2 separate regions of the Homo sapiens genome follow, and region 1 is linked to region 2. A link is a contact called in ENCODE Hi-C or POLR2A ChIA-PET data. All regions are on one chromosome and are shown on one strand. Each heading gives the region's core, a stretch centred on a gene start or an enhancer-like site at or near the end of the contact. The rest is flanking DNA. Distances are from core to core; before and after follow the strand shown. Region 1 holds the start of PRPS1 (phosphoribosyl pyrophosphate synthetase 1). Region 2 holds the start of RADX (RPA1 related single stranded DNA binding protein, X-linked).

Evidence for each region. A loop is a pair of places that touch in the nucleus more often than their neighbours do. ChIA-PET counts read pairs that join two places held with the same protein, here RNA polymerase II (POLR2A). Pooled maps may share reads with other maps.
Region 1: a loop to region 2 is called in a map of CD8-positive, alpha-beta T cell, with 9 times the contacts of the local background. The contact joins the promoter of PRPS1 here to the promoter of RADX in region 2. A Hi-C loop is called at or near these places in 2 of 168 maps with a recorded cell type or tissue (CD8-positive, alpha-beta T cell and naive thymus-derived CD4-positive, alpha-beta T cell), 2 of 37 single-sample maps with no recorded cell type and 9 of 50 pooled maps. POLR2A ChIA-PET finds 5 or more read pairs at or near these places in 1 of 52 experiments (CD4-positive, alpha-beta T cell).

What each region holds. Positions count from the first base shown.
Region 1 is chrX:107,625,844-107,630,357 of GRCh38, reverse strand. It overlaps PRPS1 (phosphoribosyl pyrophosphate synthetase 1), which reads right to left and starts at 1,848. Exons shown (of 7, transcript NM_002764.4): 1 at 1,608-1,848. The coding sequence starts at 1,729. RefSeq lists a silencer at 1,961-2,010.
Region 2 is chrX:106,609,172-106,613,696 of GRCh38, reverse strand. RADX (RPA1 related single stranded DNA binding protein, X-linked) reads right to left here and starts at 1,719. Exons shown (of 14, transcript NM_018015.6): 1 at 974-1,719. The coding sequence starts at 1,616. RefSeq lists enhancers at 1,155-1,494, 1,535-1,724.

The DNA of each region.
Region 1 (4,514 bases), core at 599-3,098, 1.0 Mb before region 2:
GGAGAAAATAAAGCTTTCATGCCTTCACATTTTTCCTAGACGCATAGGAAAAGGATTAAATATCCACAGGGGCCAAAGAAAACCTCTAAATGAAAAACATTCTTGTCCCCTAACTATATTGCCAATCACAAAGTCTAGTCCTGTTTTGTATTCTTTATTAAGGCCCATGAGCCATAATGGTTTGGAAAAATCTAAAGACAGCAGTTTGTAAGCCTCTTTTAACTAAGGTATTGCCTGGTTACAGATGGCAATGTTTACACTATCATTTGCATCACAATCAGTAGCACAATAATTCGGGAAGAAGCTGTCCATTATCGGTGACATTACTTTATCAGCTGGGTCTAAAAGAGATAAGGCGAGTTAAACTTGGAAATCAGTCCAAAGAAAGCAAAAAAGTAAGCAAAAACATTTAGGAAAAAATATTCGAAATATTCTTATCTGATTATTAGGTGAAAACTTTCCCCTTAACAAATCTGTAAGATTGTGGGCAGGGCTCTGATTTAATCGATAGGGTAACAATAAAATACAAATTACACCTATCAGAAACTAAAGATCCCACACTTAGGTGGAAGGGGCACTGAAATAATCAGGTAACCAAGTCATCTCTAAAACAGTCCCATGGTGCCGGTAGAGGGTGTAAGTCGGAGTCGAGGAAGCAAGTTTTACTGGCAAGGCAATGGAAAAAACGCAAGTTGCAATGCACTGTCCAATCCTAGTCTTCCACTACATTGCCTGTCCTCAATTATCTTTAACATTCAGGTATAAAATTGTTTCCTAAATTCCCTACACAGAGCTTAAAGAAGGAGCCAAGTCCAGGATGGACTCGGTTACTGAAAAATACGCTTTTGCATTATCTGTACCACTAGCTGCACTGGGGAAGGTCAAACATTCCAGAATTGAGATTTCCAAGATTTTTTGGATGGCTCAAGCTGAGATGCTGGCTATCAAGGATGCAGAGTCAACGCATCACTTTAACAAATCAACTAGATTTATGGCTCCAATTACTCAGGTAGATGATTCATAAGATGAGAAAAGCCAACGCTTGCTGATCTAAGGGAAGTCGTAATAATTTTGGCGCCTGCAGTATATAATGTCAGTTTCCCTCAACACCAAGCCGAACGGACCAACACCATTTCGAATCAAAAAGCTGCTTATTGGACTCTAGGAAAAGAAAGACCAGGAGAGCTCAGTACGCAGGTAGGCTCTCTAAATGCAAGCTAGTCTAAGAGCTGAAGCAACCCAGTCCAGCCTGGGTGGCTCAACAGCAAAGCCAAGCCACGTGTCCCTACCGCCCTGGCTAAGCGTCGGTCCCCTCTCGTCGCTCTATGCAGCCACTATCTATTGGGTCCCCCAGCCCTTGCCCTCAAACGCAGAAGCTTCGCCTCACACTCCATCTTTTGACTCCACCCCACCGCACGGTAAGAATGAACGTGACCCTCCCGCGAGAGGTAAAATAACGGAAACAGCCCGTGGGGTAGGCTAGTCACAGAGCTGCACCCTCTCCCCCCAACCCCCAGTCTGTTTGAGCTCAAGCGGCGACCCCATCCCTCCTATACTCTGCCGCCTGGGCAGGTGAGGTCTAGTCAGGGTCCCAACTTGGTCCTTACCAGGTCTCCTGGTTGCTGAATTTCTTAGTCACCACCTTGCCTAGCTCCAGGCCCAGGCGGTCAGCAATTTTCTGAGATAAGTCCTGGTGGGAGCTGCCGCTGAAGATTTTGATATTCGGCATCCTGGCCAACTACCCTAAGCACTCCACTAAGCGATCACGGCTGCTGCAGAGACCGGAACCGAAGTCGGCCACAGACTCAATACCAAGCGCTTTGCGTTGCTACTCCGCCATCTTACATTCCCGCCCGGCGCGCGGCTCTAAATTACCCAAAGCGGCGGAGGTGGGGTCAGCGGCGAAGTCCACACCCCGCTGGCAACGATTAGCTAAGAGGGAGCGAAGGGCGGGGTTTGGTCCTCGGTGTAGCTCTGCCTCCTTCCGATTCTCTCAGGTATTGGGTGAAGAGCATGAACGGGGGCGAGACTAACCCATAGCCCGGCCCCCTGTAGCTAGGCTGTTGGGGACAGGAGACGTTGGACTGGGGGTGGAGGGATGCTGGTGACGTCTGAGGCCAGATCGTTCCCGCTAGCGGGAAATCAACCATGCCTGCTTTTTTATTTCCCCTCCCTCAGCGCAGGAAAGTAAGTCTGGCTCTGGTTTACAGTTTCCTTTAAGAAAATCTGTTTATCAGGATGACAGCCACGAGTTTGCATGTTTCTGAACACATTTTTTATCTCTTTATAAGGATGGGGCTGAATTAAAACACTTTTACATCACAGACGTGCATGCAAGGAGTTTGCTTGCCCATTGTAATTGCAGTGTCGCCTTTGCCTGCAAGACAGTTTACATGGGGGAAGTGACTGAAGGCATGCCACCTGAATCATCCAAGAGACACTGCAAGAGAAAGTTGTTTTGTTTCTAGTGCTGGAACCAAGTATGTTGAAACAAGTGAAGGAAGATGGATTTTCCAAACTATCTGGACAATAAAGATCTAACTTTTATAGCCCTCGGAAAGGAAAGAAAGTATAGTGTTCTATGGGACTTCAGATAAAGAGCCCTGAAGGGATTTGAAAAAACCTGGGTTTTAGTCCTGTCTGCCTCATGTAAGCCTCAATGTCATCAGCTACATGTTGCTAATGTGGCCTTTTACACCATGTTTTATTATTTTTATAGCGATACTTGTTAATTGGACCTAAGTGAGCCTTTATTCTTGCACCATGTTTCCATTAAGCATATTTTAAGCATGGGTTAGGAGAAGATAAAAATCATACAATTCTGGAATCAAAAGTGACCATAGTGCTCATAACTACCAAATGTAAAAATAGAAGGGACCTCAGAGATCATATAGTCGTTTTACATATGATAAAACTGAGATGGAGGTGGGAGAGGGATTTATCTAAGTGGCAAAGGCAGAAAATACTCAAAGCAGCATCCTGTCTTTGTCTTACTGCTATTTTCAGCAGTGTCCATGGAGGACTTCTCCTTCTGACCTTTTTTGCACTTTTACAAGCTCAGAAATTTAATGTAGGCCCATGTATATAGGAATACTTGGAGAAGGAAGTAAACTGCAAGGCAGAATATTAGTAGTCTTCCATCATAGGCCATTCATCAAATATTTACTGAGTGTTCTATTGCATGCAAGGCAGTGTGCAAGGCGTTGAGGGGACTACAAAGTATTTGCCCCAAGGGATTCGTTCATTCAATAAATATTTAGTGAACATTCTTTATGTGCTAGGCCCTGTGTATTGGCACAAGAATACATTAGTAAACAATTAAAAATACCCTGCTGTCATGGAGTTTACATTCTCAAACAATAAACATGTAAATAAGCAAAATGCATAGTATGTCAAATGGCAATAAGTGTTGTGGAAAAAAAAATCAGGCAAGGAAAGTGGGATAATGTGCCAGAGTGTAGAGGAGAGGAGTACAATTTTAAGTAGGGTGGTCAGAGAAGACCTGTCTTGGAAGGTAACATTTGGGCAAAGACCTGAAGGAGGAAAAAAAAAACAAAAAAATGAGCCATGTTGATATCTCGATAAGCAAAGAGAACAGAAAGGGCAAATACCCTAAGGCAGATGTATCTCGCTTGTTTGAGGAATACCAATGCGGGACGAGTGTTGTGTGGTGGAGGTGGAATGTATCTATAAGAGAAAAGGAGGAAAGTGAGGTCAATGAGATAAGAGTGATTGGAGGCCGGCCAGGCACGGTAGCTCACGCCTGTAATCCCAGCACTCAGGGTGGCCGAGGTGGGCGGATCACTTGAGCTCAGGAGTTCAAGACCAGCCTGGGCAACGTGGCGAAACCTCGTCTCTACAAAAAATACAAAAATTAGCCAGGCGTGGTGGTGGGCACCTGTAGTCCCACTGAGGCAAGAGAATCACTTGAACTTGGGAGGCAGAGGTTGCAGCAGTGAGCGGAGATCGCACCACTGCACTCCAGCCTGGGCGACAGAGTGAGATTCTGTCTAAACAAAACAAAACAAAACAGTGATTGGGGGACTCAGGTGGGCACGATGGCTCATGTCTGTAATCCCAGTACTTTGGGAGGCCGAGGCGGGCGGATCACTCGAGCTCAGGATTTGCAGACCAGCCTGGGCAACATGGCAAAACCTTATCTCTACAAAAAATACAAAAATTAGCTGGGCATGGTGGCAAGCACCTGTAGTCCCAGCTTCTGGGGAGGCTGAAATGAGAGGATCACTTGAGCCTGGGAGGCAGAGATTGCAGTAAGCCGAGATCGCGCCACTGCCCTCCAGCCTGGGTGACAGAGAGAGACCCTGTCTCCAAAAAAAAAAAAAAAAAGGGATTGTGGGGAGAGTGCTGATCATGCAGAACCTTATAGGTTATTTTAGGGGTTTTTGCTTTAACTGAGTAAGAATTTTTAGCAAAGAGTGACATAATCTAACTTCCCTTTTAAAAAGATCACCCCAGCTACTGAGAACAGAGTGTAGGAGGCAAGATAGGAAGCA
Region 2 (4,525 bases), core at 470-2,969:
ATGTGACTATAATTGCATGGTTTTTGAGCTAGTTATTCTTTTACTTTCAAGTTTGTTGCTCTTACACGTCACAGTAAGATTATCCGTGATTTAGCATTGTGACAACATTGTAAAAGGGACTGAAAAGCAGTAATGTAGAAAATTATAGTCTTTCTCCTTCCAGTACTTTCTCTTATTTTATTTTTTGCATTTTATTTCTTTCCCCATTTCAAACGTGTTCATGCCTACAGTACTATCATTCCCCTTAATTTCATCTGTTAGAGAAAAAAAACGTATTTTAGAGCAGTTGCTGATGGCAAGCTAGTGTTTTCAAGCTAACTTCCTACTTCTGATACAGAAAAATTGAAGTTCCCAGATCAGTACTCTTTGTGGTGAGTAATAAGAAACAAGAAAATGAGAATGTCAAGCCTTCCCATAAAAATCACACCGTTAAAAGGTGATATTTACATAACTGTTACACGGCGTTTCAATCAATGTAAAGTATTAAGGAATACATCACGGAGCATCCTTTTTGAATGAAGATTAAAACATGCAAACCCGCAAATTTTTACAACCTTTATGCTAAATTCAAATCTATAAGCTCTTCAACCGACACAACGTACTATTTCCACAACTGGATTGGGAATAAAACTAAGATTAATTCCACCACAATCAAACATGTAACGAACGTATGAGGAATACTGACTCCCACATCAGTACGTTTGCCAGACTGAATTTTAAGATGTAGTCAAACACACTTCCTGAATTGGCCACTTTTGCAATCAAAGAAACAAACAAACAAAAAACACCAACAAAAACCACTGGCTGTGCAAATTTCATTGAGCATCCCTTGGTCATTTAAGAAAACTTGTCTACCTACCACTCCTGGCTTGTAATTAACAATACAAAAGCATTTTCATTTCCTTTCCCGTTCACGCAAGCTCCTGAAAACTATTTTTTTTAAAACCCTCTGCCGTTCTTTCCAAACACTTACCGCTAAAGTTGTGTTCCTCAGGTTGCTTGTCTGTTAACCAGATATCTCCATAGGGATCTTCGTTATTCCACAGCGCCAGGTAATGACTCTTCCCGCCTCTTAAAGGCCTCTCTGGTTTCTCCTGGTGCGCTCTATTTCTGAAGGGAGTTTCTAAAGAAATACTGTCTGAAGTCTCCCCACAGTGGACGTTATCTATGCACAGGATCCCCTGGCCTATCCTTTTCTCATTGTAAAGACATGAGACCCTGGAAATTCTCATTTGAATGCCAACTTTAAGAATATTTTGATATACGAGAGAGTTCAAGCTGGGGTCCAGGTAGCACTTCTCCTGGTACACCCCATCTGAGATCGTCACATCATAGCAATAAAGGGGAGGCTTGGGCACCGTGTCGCGTGGCTCATCCTCTAACAGGTACCTCTGGACGGCCAGCACAGTTACAGGCACCACCTCCGAGGGGGTGACACACTGGCGAGGTGAGTCCATAATCTGCTCAAGAACCTTTTGGATCCAGGACCTGGGCCCTTGGGAACCAGCTCTTCGGATCACCCCTCCCGGGACCCCAGCCCGATTCCTCTCAGGGTTCGGCCAATCTAGCCCTGCATGTGAGGGACCAGCCTCAGGCTGTCCTGACTCACCAGACATTGTTGGATAACTGCGTACCCGCTTCACTCCCAAAAGCTAGTTTGCCCCGTCCAAAGCGGAGAGAAATAAAACCGCGCGCTTTGGCGACGATCGCTACTCTGCCCCTGCTGACAGGCAAGACTCCGCCCCGTAGCGAGGCTGCAAAGACTTTACGCGTGCGCGCGCCAGCTCTCCCACCCCGCCCCTCGCTCCGAGCGCTTCCGACTCGAGACACTGTTACTAGGCAGTCACACGCGCGAGTTACGTAGCAGGTCGTCCGACCTTGTGCCCGCCGGGTTGCCGTCTGGGGGAGGGATGACAGGGGAAGGGGAGGGGGAATCGGTGGTTGTCATGGTTCTCAAAGAGGGAGGGGGAGAGCGCTTGTGGTCCCCTGGAAAGGAGGATGCCTAGAGGCAAGGGAAAAGAGAAAGTGGCAAGAATCAGGGTGCAGAGTCAAAGCTCAGGGATTTGGGGGTTTGGGCTTTGGGCCAGGAACAGAAAGTAATTTAGAGTTGGTTAACATATGTTAATGTTATAACATGGGTTTCCTGTAGTATGAACAAAACCAGATAATTTATGCAGAGCCTCCAGGACAGACTCTAGCACAAAAAGTCCTCAGTAAACATTAGCTGCTATTGCGATTAGCATTAGCATAATTATCTGTAGTGGCTCCCTGAGTGTAGGGTGGGTGAATTAGTGTTTAAGTGCAAATGAAAATAGAAAACTAGAACTGGCTTGTAAAGGGCTGCCTTTAGATTAGACTTCTTAAAATGCAGCTAGTTTTAATATAATACCTGGCCTAATATACATCTAGGGTAGAGATTTCAGAAACTTTGTTTAATGTTTGTTTGTTTAATGCAAGGCATATATCAGGAACGAATGTAAAGTGAAAAAGCTGATAAGAATAGTAAAAATTAAGGATAAAATATTTAATAGATGTACTTAGATCCAGTATACATAGAAGGGAGTAATTGTTCTAAGAATACTTTTTAAGATGGTTATGAGCTGATTTTGTTTATACTAATTTCCTTTGGCTCTCTATTTTATCATTCTTTATTCACTATTTATGAAGTCTCTATATGAGGTAGGCACTGTTTTAGGCCACTGGGGATAACTGTAGTCAGGGTCCTTCCCTCAAGTTTCTTCTCATTGCTTGGGCTAAAGAGCCCTGCCGTTATTAATACTTAACTAATTTACTCATTCTATACAGATTTCTTGAGTGTCTGGTCTGGGCAGGGTATAGCCTTGCTAGGGAGACCAAAAAACATAGTAAGGGGAAATAAAGTGGAGGGAACAGGAGTTAATATTTTATAAAAAGTATGATTACAGAAAGGTTCTCTAGTAAGAGACTGAACAGAACAGAGATGTGCAGGAAGTGAGGAAGTGAGCTATGTGGATATCTAGGGGAATGGCACTTGAATCAGAGAAAACAAGAAGAATAAATTCCATGAGACAGAAGCATACTTGATATTTTCAAGGAAATGCATAAGCCAATCAGCCGCAGTGGAGGGGCGAGGGGGAGAGTGGTAGGAGGTGAGGTCAGAGAGGTAGCAGGGTTTCTTCTATTATGAGCAAAGGAGTGACATGACACTTAGTCTTGAACCCCACTTCCTTCATGATGCCTCCCCTCACCAATTCAGTCTAGGATAATCTTTCTCTTCTCTGTATCACCTTGTATCACTCATTTGATACTTATCATCTAATACTTGCAGTTAAAAAAAAAAAACTTAATGTATGCGTAACTCAGAGTTTCTCAACATGGGCACTCTTGATTCTTTGGGCCAGAAAGTTTTTTGTTGTGGGCTGTCTTGTGCACTGTAGGATGCTTAGCAGCATCTCTGGCCTCTACCCATTAGATACCTGTAGCACCTCCCCCTCCAGTTGTGAGAACCAGAAATATCTCCAGACATTGCCAAATGTCCCCTGGGGTAGCAAAGTCGCTACAAGTTGGAACACCCGATTATGATCTGCATTAACTAGATCTTAAACTTTTCGAAAGCAGAAACTGATTTGTTCTTTCACTACTGCTATGCATAAAAGGCACTCAAATATTTTAAATAAGTAAAACATATAATTCCCAGTGCCTCTCTACCAAAGGGAATATACAAGTGTGGCTTTCCATAAACAAACAAATGCAATATACAAAAATCCAAATTTACCAAACATAAAATAAGTTGCCTGAGTGTAGGTACTTTGTTATGTAAACTGCAGAATCTCCAGTGGCAAAATAAGTATCTAGCATATAGTAGGTACTCAATAGTTTTGTTGAATGAATAAATGAAATTATGGATTTGTATTGCATTTACTGTAGGGGTCATTAAATGTCGACTATCTCTGTTGTTTATCAAAGGAGAATGTGTTTGAAATATTTCAAATCTATTCCATCAGCAGCCCCTAAACTATATATGCTCAGTGAAATTTATGACTAATAGTATTGTCTCATCACATTCTGTGTCCTTCCAGCTAATTCATGAAAGATGGATATTAGCAGTGGTGCTTAGTATTTGGATAATTACTGGAATTGGGAAGAAATAGCACTAATGTTTAGTTTTACACTACTACTAACAACGATGTATGGTGACTGTGGGCACACATTTGGAGACTTATATTGCTCTACTGACAATCTGCTGATAGTGTGCAGCTCCCCAAGAATTAATTTGCCTACTTGAGTAGTGGTCACACCTGTGAAAGTATGAATGCTCTCTGATTTGGCGTTACTAAGCACCTGTTTTAGGATCAATTTCACAATAATAGAAAAAGTAAAGGATATGACCTTCAAAGCCAGTAATGAGTATTATTAAGGTTATTGATCTTTTTCTCCTCTCAGATCTGGAAGGTTTATTACAGTGCCTTCCAGGGTTTAAAATGGTAAAAGTAGGCAAAACAGAATTTTATAAAATGGAATGTTCTAAGATATTCAAAACACCTTA